2 separate regions of the Homo sapiens genome follow, and region 2 is linked to region 1. The links are chromatin loops, found by intact Hi-C in ENCODE. Cell type or tissue: HCT116. All regions are shown on one strand.

The links. A loop is a pair of places that touch in the nucleus more often than their neighbours do. Peaks named below come from ENCODE experiments on the same cell type or tissue, not always from the same donor. Only the 100,000 strongest peaks of a DNase experiment are listed, where the experiment ranks them.
Region 2: it touches region 1 in a loop (20-fold over the local background); 4 of 110 quality-filtered maps call a loop at or near these places.

What each region holds. Positions count from the first base shown.
Region 1 is chr6:5,399,145-5,407,144 of GRCh38, reverse strand. It overlaps FARS2 (phenylalanyl-tRNA synthetase 2, mitochondrial), which reads right to left. Exons shown (of 7, transcript NM_006567.5): 3 at 2,444-2,603. Among named protein-coding and RNA genes, the nearest start is that of FARS2-AS1, 55 kb to the left of the region's middle. In HCT116, a CTCF peak has its summit at 4,594 (motif pointing right); a DNase peak (open chromatin) is centred at 4,554.
Region 2 is chr6:4,309,066-4,317,065 of GRCh38, reverse strand. No RefSeq gene overlaps it. Among named protein-coding and RNA genes, the nearest start is that of LINC02533, 180 kb to the left of the region's middle. RefSeq lists an enhancer at 1-93. In HCT116, a CTCF peak has its summit at 3,928 (motif pointing left); DNase peaks (open chromatin) are centred at 3,525 and 3,945; H3K4me3 peaks cover 464 bases.

The DNA of each region.
Region 1 (8,000 bases):
TGAAAAAGCTCTTTGTGGTTTTGTTTTTCCCTGATTACTAATAAAGACAAGCATCTTTTCATATATTTATTGGTCATTATATATATATATATATATATATAATTTGCCACCTTCATGTTCACCCATTTTTCTCTTAAGTTGCAATTTCTGTTTGTTTATATGGAGAAGTCCTTTATAAATGCCAAATGTGTATTTGACATACCACTGGACTCCTGTTAGAATGGCTACAATTAAAATGACTAACCCTATCAAGTGTTGCTGAAGATGTACAGCAACTGGCATTTTCAGACTACTGTTGGGAATCGAGATGGTGCAACCCTTCAGATAATAGCTTAGCAGTTTTTTTTTTTAAGTTAAACATATACCTATGTTTATGAGGAGTGAAAACGTACGACCCAGAAAGACTGATCCATGAATGTTCATAGACGCTTTACTGATAATAGCAAAAAACTGGAAACTACCCAGATACCTATCAATGAATGTATGGATAAACAAATCGTGGAATGGGATACTGATTAACAAAAGGAATCAACTACTCATATACACTATGATATGGATGAATTTCAAAATAATTATTTTAAGTAAAACAAGCCAGACAAAAAAGAGCACATATTCTAAGATTCCATTTATATAAACCTAAAAAATGCAAACTGATTAATGGCACCAGAAAGCAGATCACATGTTGCCCGGGGTGAGATGTGGTAAGGGCAGAAGGGAAGGATTGCCAGTGAGCAGGAGGAAACTCCTGGGGACAATGAAGATGTTCATGTATTGATTCTGCTGGTAGCTTCATGGCATGAACTTGCAAGACGTCAAAACTTGTAAGACTGTGCGAGTATGTTCGTGTGCAGTTCATTGTATGTCAACTGATCAAAATGTACACTTTAGATATGTGTAGCTTACTTTATGTTAATTACACCTCAACAACACTGACTTTTACAAAAGCTCACAAGAATAAGAGAGTAAAGGAGAATCCTAACCACAGTAGGTCATCTGTCTTCTCAGATAAGAAATGTAAGTATTTCTTAAAGATAGTCACAATTAGGAAAATCCACTAACCTTCTCTTTATATCGTGATTTAAAAAAACAAAATATATCTCAATTAAGTTAAAAATAGCTGGAGGGGGAAGGTGGCATTACTGAAAACAAATATTTTTTGAAAAATAAAGGCAAGTGACTAAGTGAGGTCTAGATTGCAACACTATTGTTCCTCCTGCACGAAATATACTGTTAATGTTTTTGCTGTTGATATAATATACTGTTAATATACTCCTGTTGATAGTGGTAATCAGTATGGCAATACGTAAAGTTTTCCACTGGTTCATTCACATGGTTAAGAACCTTGCTCCACTGGGCCGGGCGCCGTGGATCACGCCTGTAATCCCAGCACTTTGGGAGGCCGAGGCGGGTGAATCACAAGGTCAGGAGATCGAGACCATCTTGGCAAACACGGTGAAACCCTGTCTCTACTAAAAATACAAAAAATTAACCAGGCGTGGTGGTGGGCGCCTGTCATCCCAGCTACTCAGGAGGCTGAGGCAGGAGAATGGCGTGAACCCAGGAGGCAGAGCTTGCAGTGAGCTGAGATCACCCCACTGCACTGCACCCCAGCCTGGGAGACAGAGCGAGACTCCGTCTCAAAAAAAAAAAAAAAAAAAAAAAAAGAACCTTGCTCCACTGATCACGTCCTCATGTAATGATAACATAATAATATACTCCAAATCAGCCTGTATATTTTCACTCCATTGATGAGACTGACCTAATCCATTATCATTCTTAGCAAACGTTATAATCATTTTTCTTTCTCTAGCTAAAAGTTTCTGAGTGCCAATCTGCAGCCACAAGTGAAACATTTCGTACCTGAACTCATTAAGATTTTCAGTCAAATCGCAGTCAAAACTTTGTTTCACGCACGAAATTATTTAAAATATTATATCAAATTACCTTCAGACTATGTGCGTAAAGTGTATATGAAATACAAATGAATTTCGTGTTTAGACTTGGCTCCCATCCCCAAGACATCTCATTATGTATATGCAAGAATTTCAGGCCTGGCGCGGTGGCTCATGCCTGTAATCCCAACACTTTGGGAGGCCGAGGTGGGCGGATCACGAGGCCAGGGGTTTGAGAATAGCTTGGCCAACATGGTAAAACCCTGTCTCTACTAAAAATATAAAAATTAGCCAAGTGTGGTGATGGGCGCCTATAATCCCAGCTACTCAGAGGCTGAGGCAGGAGAATTCCTTGAACCCGGGAGGTGGAGGTTGCAGTGAGCCGAGATCGCACCACTATACTCCAGCCTGGGTGACAGAGCAAGACTCCGTCTCGGGGAAAAAAAAAAAGAATTTCAAAATATGAAAAAAAAAAAAAAAACCCAAATCCAAAACACTTCTGTCCCAAGTATTTCAGATAAGAGATCGTCAACCTGTGTTTGAGCACTTACCATCTCCAAAAAGATGTGCCATGAGCCTGGTAAGCGTTTGCTTAAGATCAAACTCTACAAGCTTCACGGCCTCCATGGTGTGTGTCTCTTGTTTATGCGCAGAGCGAGAACTTTGTTCAAAGAGCTGCAGGCTTTCTCCATCCTTTATACCAGCAAATAACTGTAAACCAACAGGAAAGTATAAATAAAGAAAATATCCTGGCCCATCTATATCAGATAACTTTAAAATTCTGCTAAGAATCTTTTGACTCTAAAAAGTTATAATGTGGGAATAAGACTCATTATGTCCTGTCAATAAACGTAATGAAATTAACATTCACTTAGTACAACTCTGAAGAAAACACTACGCTACATGGTATGGGGGGTTTTTAGAGAATTAAGACACTCTTCTGATCTTTGCTAATCTGTTTTTGATTTGCATGAACTTATAGTCAGTTCCCAACAAGAGACATTATCCTCAATTCTAGTGGAAATACTAGTGAATCGCTTTCATATTCTAAAATTACATCCCTGACCATCCCACAGTGTCGAGGAATTAAATCCTGTAAGGTCCATGAAGGTAGGAAGCAAGCTGGAATTTGCTAGTCCTGTATCTCCAAGGCTCAAGGCAGAGCCTCAAACATGTTTCTGCCGCTTACTATCTGTGTAAACTTAGGCAAGTGATACAGTAGCTAAGCCTCAGGGAATCATCTATAAAGTGGGAATAATAATAGTAAATTAGTAGATTTTATTACAAACAAAATAATATATAAAAAATACAGAGTATCTGGCACATTCCAATGGCTAAATAAGTTTTCCTCATTATTGTCTTCATGATTATTAACCACAGCTATCATTAGTCATAAGCTGCTTTACCACTGAAATAAAGTAACTTTCTGGTCAGTGACACAGCAGGTCTTTACTTGGTAGAAGATTGGCTCAAAAGGGATAACTGAGCAAATGAATGTATCATTCTTCCCACCCAAAGTCCCATAATCAAACATAAAAAATGTTTTAATAAAAGAATGAGTCAGCTGCCATTTCTAGTAATGTTGGTTTTGATAATTAGAACCAAACTTCCTGATAAATGCTACTGAAAAAAATACAGAAATTCTTAACAGCATTGAAGAAGTAAAACCGAGATAGAGAGGAGTGACTGAACTCTACAGGAAGCATGAAGCCAGGGGTAAAAAATTAAAAAATAAAAATAAAAAATAAAGTAAGCACAAAGCCAGAGAGAAGCATTGAGAGTATCTGCCTATCTAACCTATCAACTGAAAACCTGAACATGGGTTGTAACAGCTTACCATGGAAGTGAGACAAAAGGGAAAGCTTTGCTGTGGAACCAAGCTGGGGTGTTTGAGTCCCTAAAAGACTCATCCCCCTGATGAGGATGAGCACAAAAGTAAACCAGTCCTTGTGTAGACTTGCAGTCAGGTATCACATTTTCTGAACAATAGAGAGAGCTTCAGGCTACGAAGATGATCTAAGGCAATCCCAGACATACTTCCTCTAACTGGCCAGCAAAATGAGACAAAACCGTTTTCAGAGAAATATTCTAATATCCTAGGCCTCAAATTATTCTTATGAGGACTAAAGACAATGACGGCTGTCAATGCTTCCTCTAAAAATAATTTAGAGCAACAAGAACAAATAAAACTATTGAACACAATGCCTTTGGCAGGCAGGCAGGCAGGCAGGAAGGAATGCCAGTCAAAACCTAGGGACAGAACTGTTATACTCCTACCCCACTGATAAGGCTTTGAAGTAAGCAAGAGCAAGCTGGAAAAAATAAGAGAAAGAGAGGAGAATGAGTGAGGTGCTAAGGTTGACCTTAGAAACCCAGAAAGTGTAAGTTACACTAAGTGTGAAAAGCCTTTAAAAAGTGTCCTAGTAGGCCTGAGCAGGGACCACAGAAAAGTGGTGTAAAAGCATGCCCAATTTGAAGTGAGAGGATCCCAAAACCATAGTTACAATAAAAGAAAAAGGAGTTAATACAAAGCGAAAGACAACCTTTTCAATTGAGTAGGAAGAGAAAAAAGATGCAAATGAGAAAATTCAAGGTTGTGAAAGATAAAGCACAGCTAAAAAATTAGAGGATTTACAAAACCATTCTCTAACCCACACCAAAAATAAATAAATAAACCACTAAAGTGTGCATTGCTACACTAACAGAAGAGGGCACCAGAGACTAAGGAAGTCTTTTACACAACCAAAAAGGAACGACAAATAAATTCAATAAAAATATAGAAAATTATTACTCAAAAATCAGAAAGTCAATTCAAAAGAGCTCAACTAATGAAAATCCAACTTTTCTCCCACCCACCCCCCAAAACTAAGGAGCACTAAAAAGAAACACAAACTAATACTTAAAAACTAAGTTACATATGCTCAATCAAGCATTTAAGGATATAAATTGCTTTAGTCAGAAACTCAAAAATTAAGAACAAAAATAGAGAAAAAATGAAAAGAGAATTGATTTAACTCAGAAAAAAAAAAGAAATAAAATCATCTCAGAAACAAAATCTAAATTCCAAAGCATGCAAGGGACAATGGAATCAATCAAGATTTAATGAGGGGGCATTGAAGAAAAGGAGAAAAACAACCAGAAGGAGGATGGTAAAATAAAGAAAGAAGAATCAGAAAGAAAGTGGTAGAAATGGAACACAGGCAAAGAAGGAATTACATTTATATAATTGGAGTCCGTTAAAGAGGGAAAAAAAAACAATGGAGCAGAACTAATACCAGATAAAATGGGTACCTGTGAAAAAGAACCTGGAAAAATCAAATATAGGACATATTCTTATAAAACAGATTTCATAAATAATGGGGAAAATCGTCAAGGCCTCTAGGCAAAAAGATCAACTAATGTAGAGGAGTAAAGCAATCAGAGTGGCATCAGATTCTTCAAAAACAACACGGAAACAAGACAACAATGAAGCCACATTTTCAAACAACTCAGTTTTTAAAAATGTGGGTCAAGAAGTTTATATCCATCAATGCTGTCCTTAAAGCACCAAGTCTACAGAAAAAACGTGAAACACACAAGAGCATAGGAATGTCACATTAATGAGCTCTTTCTGAAGAATTTACCAAAGCATGAGCCTTGTTCAAGTAATAAATAACTAGGAAAATTTCAGCACAAAACAAATGGAGAACATGTTAATACATAAAAATTACAGATTTCAGACTAAAAGCTGGGGATTACATTGAAAGACTAATATCCAATTGTTATATGTTCTGACAAAGTAGAAATAACGTAACTAAACAATGGAAGAAAGCAGCAAAGAGGAAAGTAGAATATACTGATTATTGCATAGGCAATAGTTAAAGAATACTTTTACTAAGAACAAAGTTAAAAATGAGGGATAAGGGACTTTAAAAGTTTTAAGTATAAAAGCAACCATTAAAACAAAAATATAACCTTTCTAAAGAGCAACCAAAATTTCAATTCAAAAGCATAATAAAACATATATTGTAGAGAAATAAAATGTAACATGTTATGACATATATAACACCACAATATATTATGATAAAGTTCAGATCGAATATATCAATAACTCAATAAATGTGAAAGTAATATCAATAAATATGAACAGGCTTAATTCACCTCTTAAAAAAATAAATCTGGCCACAAAGCATGACTCAACTATACAAAAGATACACCTAAAACAATGTTAAAAACAAATGGATGGACAGAATATAACAGGCAAATGGATACAATAAAAAAGCAAGCATAGCATTCTTAAAATCAGAAAAAGTAGAATTCAAGCAAAAAAACACCGAGCAAGACAAAGAAGATCTTGTATTAATGCTAAAAGTTTCAAATCACAGTGAAGGTATAACACTTATGAATATCTATATATCAATAAGACAATTATTACCTCTGTGTAGAAAGAACCATAGGGGACGCAAAAGACACACATAGAAACACATTAATATTAATGATAATAGGAAACTTTAATACATCATTCTTAGTATAAGATCAAATGTGCAAAATTAATAAGATAAAAGACCTAAAAACATAATTAGGAAATGAAATCATGTGTGTATACATAAATATGTATACGTATATTTTACACACACACACACACATACACACATATTAAACTTACTCCCTTCATAATGAAAAATACATTTTATTTTCAAGGGCCCAGAGAATATTAACAAAAATTGATCACATAGTAAGTCACAAAGAAATAAGTATATTCCATAAAGAAGAAATAATAAACTATACTCTCTGATTAAAATACAATAAAACTAAAAATCATTCCCATTAACAACATACAAACACACACACACATAAAGGTCTTTCCACCTGAAAACTGACAAAAAAAGAAGGGGAACAAAAGTCAGGAAACATACACCACAAAGAGGTAATACCACTAACGTAAAGAAACTTTTAAAAGTTGACAAAGGGCCAAAAACTCCATAGAAAAAGAACAGACAATTCATCAAAAAAAAGATATGAAAATGACCCCTGAACACATGAAAAGGAATTCAAACTTAAAGAGCAAATTAAGCAAATTAAAATAACACTGACATAATACTTCTATCACAATGGCAAAAAGTTAAAAGTCAGACAACATATTCTTTTGAATACGCTGAGGCTTTGGAAAATAAGTACAGTCATACTTTGCTGGTGAAAATGGAAACTGGTAGAACCCTTTTGGAGATGAATTTGACAACACCCAACAAAACTACATATTTGTTGATCTCTTGACCCAGTCCTTCCATTTCTAACTACTTACCCTGAAAATATACTTCCAACATTAATACACATGCACAAAATTTTCATTGTAGTATTGTTTGTAACTGCACCATATTTTTTTAAAAAGTCTCACATTGGAAAGATGTTAAATAAACTATGGTCTACCTATACAATAGAGTACTTTTGCAGGTGTAATAAAGAACGAGGAAGATCTCTCTGGACTGATATGGAATGATTTTCAAGACATCCTGATAAATAAAAAAGGCAAAGTGCAAGAGGGCATATATTACTTGCTACCTTTCATGTAAGAAATAATAAAATACACATGAATCATCTCATTTGTGAAAAAAAGGAAGGATAGGCTAGAAATAACAAAAATAAATCACCTACACAGAGGTGGTGGAAACAGGATGGAAAAAATGGTTGAATGGGAATAGAGTATAATGAATGGCAGAGTGGGGGTCATGACCTCTAAGTAAACCTTGTTGTATAGTTCTGAGTTTTAGAAGGACGTTAATACTTTATCTACGCAAAACATTAAAAATAAAATCCTGACACCTGCAATCCCAGCACTTTGGGAGGCCAAGGCAGGAGGATCACTTGAGGTCAGGAGTTCAAGACCAGCCTGGCCAACATGGTGAAACACCATCTCTACCAAAAAATACAAAAATTAGCCAGGCGTGGTGGCACACGTCTGTGATCCCAGCTACTTGGGAGGCTGAGACAAGAGAATCACTTGAACCCGGGAGGCAGGAATTGCAGTGCGCCTACATCATGCCACTGTACTCTAGCCTGGGCAACAAAAGGAGACTCCGTCTCGATGATGATGATGATGATAATAATAATAATAATAATAATAATAATAAT
Region 2 (8,000 bases), 1.1 Mb after region 1:
AAGGAATACCACCCTTAGGGGATTTAGAGCCGCTGGTCATCCTGGTTTTCCATCCTCACTCTCCCTCCCTGCCCACCACCCCAGCCCCGTGGACGTCCAGCAGGAAGTGGCGGCCATGAGGCAAGCAGCTGTGGCTAGAGATCAGCCAGAAGCATGTGGGCAGAGGTGGCTCAGAACAGCCTCAGAAATCTGGAGACGGAGTTGTAGAGGACTAAATGCTAAAGCTAAAGAGAGGAGAGGAACTTGAAGATGGCCTATGCTAATTTTTCCTGCTTCCCTGGAAAAGAACTGAGGCCTAGCATCCAGTTAACTAGTGGCAGAGCAGGCTGGACTTGCTACAGACTGTCCAGTATAGGACTAAATAATTTTTTTAAATGTAATGGGTGTCAAAGAGAAAATGGATGAAAACGCTTTTGCCAAATGGGGAGAGGAATAATGAGTGGCTTTTAAAAATAAATCTCCAAAAGATCTAGCACTAGATGGGTGGAGCTTCATCTGCCACTCTAACCAGTTAGGGTAAAAGGGTCAGCACCCAGGCTCCATCCAGAAACCTTCTGGCAAACCCAAATCTTCTAAGACACTGGCTCTCAAACCTTCCACACAGTGCCATCACCTTGGAGATTTAAAAGAATTCAGGTACCTGGTCCCACCTCAGAGACTTTGATTTGAGAGGGTTGGATTGGCCTGGGTGTGGGGATTTCTCAAAGTTCCCCAGGTGATTCTGATGTGCAGCCAAGTTTGAGAGCCATTGTTAAAACATGAGCATTTCTCCACTCTTCTCCTCCCAGAGCTTTTCCTCCTCCAACCCCCTTTATGACGTTTCTTACCACCTGGCTCCTGGGGCTCCCTGGTGCATTCACAGATGTGGCCCAGATCACTGTGGCTCACTTTTCTAAGCCTGATCCCCAAGTAGATCAATGGATCTGTCTCAGGAAGAGTGATCCTTGGAGAGACACATAATGACTCCCTGCAAATGATTCTCCTATTTGAAACACAGCTCAAGCCAACTATCATTGCTTTAAAGGGGAGAATAAAAAGAAAGGCATGCTCACTTAGCATGTGAAATTGTCCTCTATCCTTTGACCTCCTCTGCCTGGCTGTGATATTGTAAGTTGATAGAATACCACCGCATTCCCCTTAGCCACAGAAAATAAAGGAAGGGGCTTCATCAAGAATAGCTTCAAGTGAGGGAGGGAATGATCAGGTTTGCTTTCAGGAAAATGGCTGCAGTGTGTTGGTGTGGAAGATGGATGCTACTCAGGAGACTAGAGTTAGGGAGCCCACTTCGGAGGCTACTGGCACAGTGAAGGTGAGAGGAGATAGAGCCTGAGCTAAAGCTACCTATGGGGGACTGACGTGAAACATGTGCCTGTAATAAATCCAGTGCATTGGTAATAGATTTGGGGGAGGGAATGGATTTGTTGATGCAAGAATTTAGGGAAATTTGAGTGTCTACATAAAATGACTGAAAATATTATGATCCAGGAAAGGTTAAGAACCACTCATTTAAGAAAACCGACAAAGAAAAGAACCACTAACTGGGAGAGAGAATAGCCTTAGATTCTGTATGATGTTCTGCACCTTCTTTTTAAATTCCCCGGCTATTGATCTGGAATTTTATGTATAACTCTAGCACCTGCCAGCAAACTCTAAGGTTAGCCTATGCAAGGAAATGAGGAGAAAGAGTGAAATAACTGTATTTAATGGTTTCTGGTTTGACTCTCTACATGGGGCTTGTGACCTTAGCTAAATTGAAGACTTGGATGACTATGAAGGGGACAATCATGAAGTTGGCCCTGACCCTTGCTTGTAGTTCTTTAAAGTCTTTATAGTAATGATTTTATTAAATAAATAGCTTTGCAAAGCCTGTACAATTATTGTTGTCATAATCATTAATGTAACTTATCAAATGGCAGAGACTACTGAAGCTTGCTTGGTTCCTTAAAAGGCATAGGGAATTGGTGGGAAATGCCAAAATCCTGAAATGGTTTTTCATTACAACAAAAGAGAACAATGAGGATACTGTTGTCAGATATCTCAATGAGGCAAATAAAGTATAGAAAGAATTCTTCTTCTTTTAAAAATGACACTTCTTCTGATTGTAAAAATAACCCATAGGCATTGTAAAAGCTGTAAAAATGTAAAAACAGCAAAAACAAGTAAATAAATGCCAACCATATCCCAACAGCCATACATAATTATTATAAACATTTCGATGTATTTTTCGTCTTTCTTCTAAAAATACTTTTTTGTATAATTGGGAGTAATATTGTATTGTACATAACATTTTTGTATCCTAAGATTTTTTTCACTTAGTATTATAATTATGATCTTTCCTACCATCATTATTTTTCAAAAACATGATTGTAATAGCTATTTTTCCTTCTTTATAAGTGCTCCTTCAGTAGATATATTGTGACGAGTATAAAATATGTTTCTTATGTTCTCAAGATATAGCATTAGTTTTATGTTTAAATGCAATCATAGGAACTGGGCCTTTCTATTGCCTTCTTGTCTCTTTTGTGTAGATCTTTCAGTAGAAGCTCTCTTAAATGACCTTCGCTTAGCTGACTCTCCAGATTAACTGACTGACCTTCTGTTTACTCTATTTTTTCATGACCATGCTGAATCCCTATAGCCCAGTAGTCTACTGTGATACACTGATATACTTTTGCTCTTCCTGTTTTATTTGTATGCTTACCAAGAGTTGATTGGGTTTGTTCCCAACCTGTTTCTGCCACCTGTACATATTATAATGACTACACAATTTAATTATATACTTCAGCAATCCATAAAATCTCAGGATTAAAAGAGTGTAATTTCCATGAACATAAAGTAGAATCCTTCAGAAACAGTCTATAAAGAAAAGTCACTTATTTTTACTGAAAAATAATTGTTTATAAAAATCAATCATTTCTATATACTAGGAATTATAATTTGAAACTGAATGTTAAAAAAACAGCATTTATGATTGTTCACAGGATCTATATGCTGAAAACTATGAAACACAGATGAAAGAAATCAAAGAAATCAAAGATCTAGATAAAAGCAGAGATACACAATGTTCATTGATTGGAAAACTCAACATAGTAAGAATGAAAATTTTCCCCAAACACATTTATAAATTTACTGCAGTTCCAATAAAAAGTTCAGCCATATATGTACACATGCTGATTCTAAATTTCAGGTGAAAAGGAAAAGGAATTAGGATAGCTAAAACAATTTTTGAACAAAAAGAATAAAGTTGGATTAATAACACTACTAAAGTAATCAAGATAGTATAATAGGACTTTTGATTTCAAAATGGCAGAGTAAAAGCAAGCTGGTTTCACTCTCCCCACAAAAACCAAAAACAAATACACAGTACTGAGATTATTGCCAGCAATATCCCAGAACTCAAATATCAGAATGAGACAGTTCCCAGGGCAACAGAGCTGTGAAATCACTCGGGGCAGATAGTAAAAGGACTACCGTATCCATGACACCCTTCCCTCCAAGTCTGCCTGGCACAGCACCAAGCATGAGAAAAATTTCTCCCTGACTCACAGTTTCTACACTGGAAAAAGTGAGACTGAGGTGCACAACCAGCTTCTTTACCAACTTGGGCTCCCTACTACAACAGTCCCTGTCTCAACCCATGGGAAGCATCAGGAGTGCCTGAAAGGAGAAATAACCCTGATTACAGCCAGTGACAAAGGTGGGGGTATTACCATTCCCAGACCCTGAAGCTTTACTATGTAACTAGGCCAAAGGAAATGCCAAATTAGTGTGGCTGTGCAGCAGCACTACACTGTGGAAGGTTTGTTCCACAGGTCCCCTGGGCATAAACTCTTAGCCAGCCTTCCCACACTGCCAGGATGTCCCCTTTGAGATCTCTCCCATTTGGAATGGGCAGCACTCTGGTTGTTTACTACAACTGAGGCAACCCTGGGCTTAAGGCACCATCTAGTGCCAAAAAAGAGGCAACAACATCATTGGGGAAAAAAAAAGATAATCTACAATTAAATTACAAAGCATTTCTAGGAAAACTTATCCAATAAAACCCAAAACAATCCAGGCAGAGAAGACTGAAATAAATAATCCTTCAATGCAAAGATGTAAATGTACATCTACAAAAAACAACAGCAAATGGGGAACCATGACCTCCCCAAATGAACAAAACAATAAACCAGTAACTGACCCTAATGAAACTGCAATATGTATGCTCTCAGATCAAAAACTGAAAATAGCAGTTTTAAGAATACTCAGAAATCTCTAAGATAACACAGAAAAGCAATTGAGAAATTTATCAGAGAAATGTAACAAAAAGATTGAAATAATTAAAAAATCAAACAGAAATCATGGAACTGAGAAATACATTTGCTGAATTAAAAAATGCAACAGAGGCTCTCAACAGCAGAATGGTGATATCAAGCAGAGGAAAGAATCAGTTAAGTTGAAGATAGGCTTTTTGAAAATGCACAGAAAAGAAAAAAATGAAAAGAAACAAAGATCACCTAAAAGATATAAAAAATTACCTTAAAAAACAAAATCTAAGAATTACTGGTGATCAAAACAGAGTTGAGTAAGAATAAGGGATAGAAGGTTTATTCAAAGGCATAATAACAGAAAACTTTTAACACTTGAGGAAAAATAAATAACCAGGTACAGAAAGGTCAGAAAACACCAAGCAGATTCAACTCAAATGAGACTACCCCTGGAATAAAATGTTCTACCCCTAATCAAATGTTCAAGAATAAAAAATAAGTAGAGAATCTTAAAAGCAGCAAGAGAAAAGAAGCAAATAACATATAAAGGAGCTCCAATTGATCAGCCAACAGACCTTTCAATGGAAATCATACAGGCCAGGAGGGGGTAGAATGACATTTTCAAACTTCTGAAAGAAAAAAAAGACTGTCATCCAAGAATACTATATCCAACAGAGCTATCCTTCTAATATGAAGCAGAGAAGTCTTTCCCAAACAACAAAAGCTGTGAGAATTTGTCACCAGACCCATCTGACAAAAAATGCTAAAGAGAGCTCTTCAAACTGAAAGAAAAAAATACTAACATGCAAAAACAAACAAACAAAAAAAAGTGTAAATATATAAAACCCACTGGTAAAATTGAGTACATGACAAACCCAGAATACTCTAATACTGTAATTGTGTTCTGCAATCTACTCATAACTCCAGTAAGAAATCTATTAAAAACAATAATACCTACATCAACCTGCTAAAAGATAGACCACCAAACAATTGTTTTGCATTTATTTCTGGGTCCTCTATTCTTTACCATTGGTCTACGTGTCTGTTTTTATTTCATTACTGTGCTGTTTCAGTTAGTATAACTTTGTCATATATTTTGAAGTCAGGTAGTGTGATCCCTCCACCTTTGCTCTTTTTGCTCAGATTGCTTTGGTTACCTGGAGTATTTTGTGGTTCCAAACAAATTTTAGGATTACTTTTTCTATTTCTGTAATGAATGTCATTGCATTTTGATAGGGATTGAATTGAATCTGTACATTGTTTTGGGTAGCCTGGTCATTATAACAATATTAATTATTTCAATCCATGAACATGGAATGTCCTTCTATTTTGTTTTATCGTGTTCGATTTTTTTCATCAGTATTTTATTGTTTCTCTTGTGGAAGTCTTTCACTACTGTGGTTAAATTTATTTCTCAGTATTTTTTTCTTTGCTATTATAAATTGGATTGCTTTCTTGATTTCTTTTTCAGCCAGCTCGTTGTTAATGTATAGAATCACTACTGATTTGCAGCAGAGAGGTGGGTCTCATTTTTCTAAAAATTTATTCAGCCAGTCTATATATTTTAATTGAAGAATGTGATCTATTTAGATTAAAGGTTATTATTGGTATGTGAGTACTTACTCTGTTTGTTATTTGTATTTTGATGCCTTTGCATATTTTTTGTTTCTTTCTTCCTCTGTTATTGTTTATCTTTGCATTTTGGTGGTTTTCTGTAGTGATGCATTTTAACTACTTTTTCTTTCTTCTTTATGTCTCTGTTCTGCCAGTGAGTTTTACACATTCATGTGTTTTCATGATGGTAGATATCATTCTTTTGCTTCCAGATATAGGTCTCCCTAGTGTTTCTTGTAAGACCAGTCTAGTGGTAATGAATTCCATTTTTGTTTGTCTGGAAAAGACTTTATTTCTCCCTTCATTTTTGAAGGATAGTTTTTCTGGGTATGAATTCTTGGTTGTAAGTCTTTTTCTCTTTCAGCGTGACTATATCATGCCATTCTCTCTCTGCCTATAAGGTTTCCGCTAAGAAATCTGTTAGTCTAGTGGGCATTTCCTTATATGTGACTTGATGCATTTCTCTTTCTGTTTTTAGAATTTTTCTTTGTCTTTAACTTTTGACAATTTTACTATAATGTGCCCCAGGGTGAAACTTTTTGAATTGAATACATTTAGAAACTTTTAAACTTCGTGAACCTGGATGCTCATGTATCTCCCAAGATTTGAGATTCTCTTCAGATATTGTTTTATTAAATTAAATAGGCTTTCTATGTCCTTTCTTATCTCTTCTCCTTCTTAAACTACCATAATGTGAATATCTGTTTGCTTTATGGTGTCCCATACGTCCCGTAAATTTTTTTTTTCTCTCTGTCTTTTCTGCCTTGGTTATTTCAAAAGACCTGTCTTCACATTTAGAAATTCTTTTTTTCTGCTTGATTTCATCTTAGCTGTTAATTTCATTGTTTATTTCCCTCATGAAATTCTTCAGCTCCAAGATTTCTGTTTGGTATTTTATATCTCTTTGTTGAATTTCTTATTCAAATCATTAATTTTCCTGATTTCTTTGAATTGTCTATCTGTATTTTCCTGTATCTCATTGATCCCTTAAGATTATTATTTTCAATTATTAATACTTCTCTGGCATTTTGTACATTTTCATTTCTTTAGGACTCTGTTCCTAGAGAATTATTATGCTTCTTTGAGGTGTCCTGTTTCCTTGCTTTTTCATATTTATTGTGTCCCTATGTTGATATCTGCTCATCTAACGGAACAGTTGCCTCTTTCAGTTTTATAAAATAGCTTTCATAAGGACTTATTCCTGTAGCTAGATCCTAGGGTATTGGCTGGGGAAGGCACACTGATTTTGGTTCTGGAAAGATAGGGTAGTGCAATGTTCATGCAGTGTCTTCAGCTATAATTTATGTTAGTGACGCTTGCGAGTGCCTCAGTGACCTAGGCTACAGGAGTTTGTGGTGGCAGTGTTGTGGCTTAGCCAGAGGTGGGCTTACCAAATTGGCTTATAGGCAAGGGGCATGCATGTGCACATGGGGGCAGGACTGCTGGGTTGTTTCTCTGGCTAGGGGTGCAGTGCATGATGTGTTGGCTGACTTGAGAACTGGCTCACTGGGGGTGGGGCCACCAGGCTATATCTCCAGCTGCAGGGATGGGCATGTGGTGGCTCCATGATTTGGGGACATTTTCTCAAGGGGCGGGTCAATTTGGCTGTTTCTCCAGCCAGGGGCACAGTGGTCAACTGATTTTGACAAAGGTCCAAAGGCAAAGAAATGGACGAAGGATAGTTTCCCAACAAAAATGTTGAAACAATTGGACATCCACTTTTTTCAGAAATCCCTTTTTTTCTTACCACACCTCTCCCTCAAGCCTCTTTGCAGGTCCCACATGAATAATTTTTTGCTTATAAATAGCATGTCCCTAGAGAGGAGCAATGGTAGCAACCTGCCTCAGATGCAGGCAATAAGGGAGTACCTTGTCTGGAGAATTTAAAAAATAATAATGACATTAAGAGATAATCTGTTTTTTAAATCACTGTTACAGCAACTCTAAGCAATGCCACTGATGATACACACCTCTCTCAAGACTATCTTTTTATGGGAGTCTAACTTCTAATCACTTCTGTTGAGTTTAGTAATGTATGTGTGAGCTTTAAATTAGCACATTTCTATTACTTATCCTTGAATAGACATTTTATTGTACGTTGAAGTTAATTTGGAGAACTCTTGGTTATTATAGTCAGCC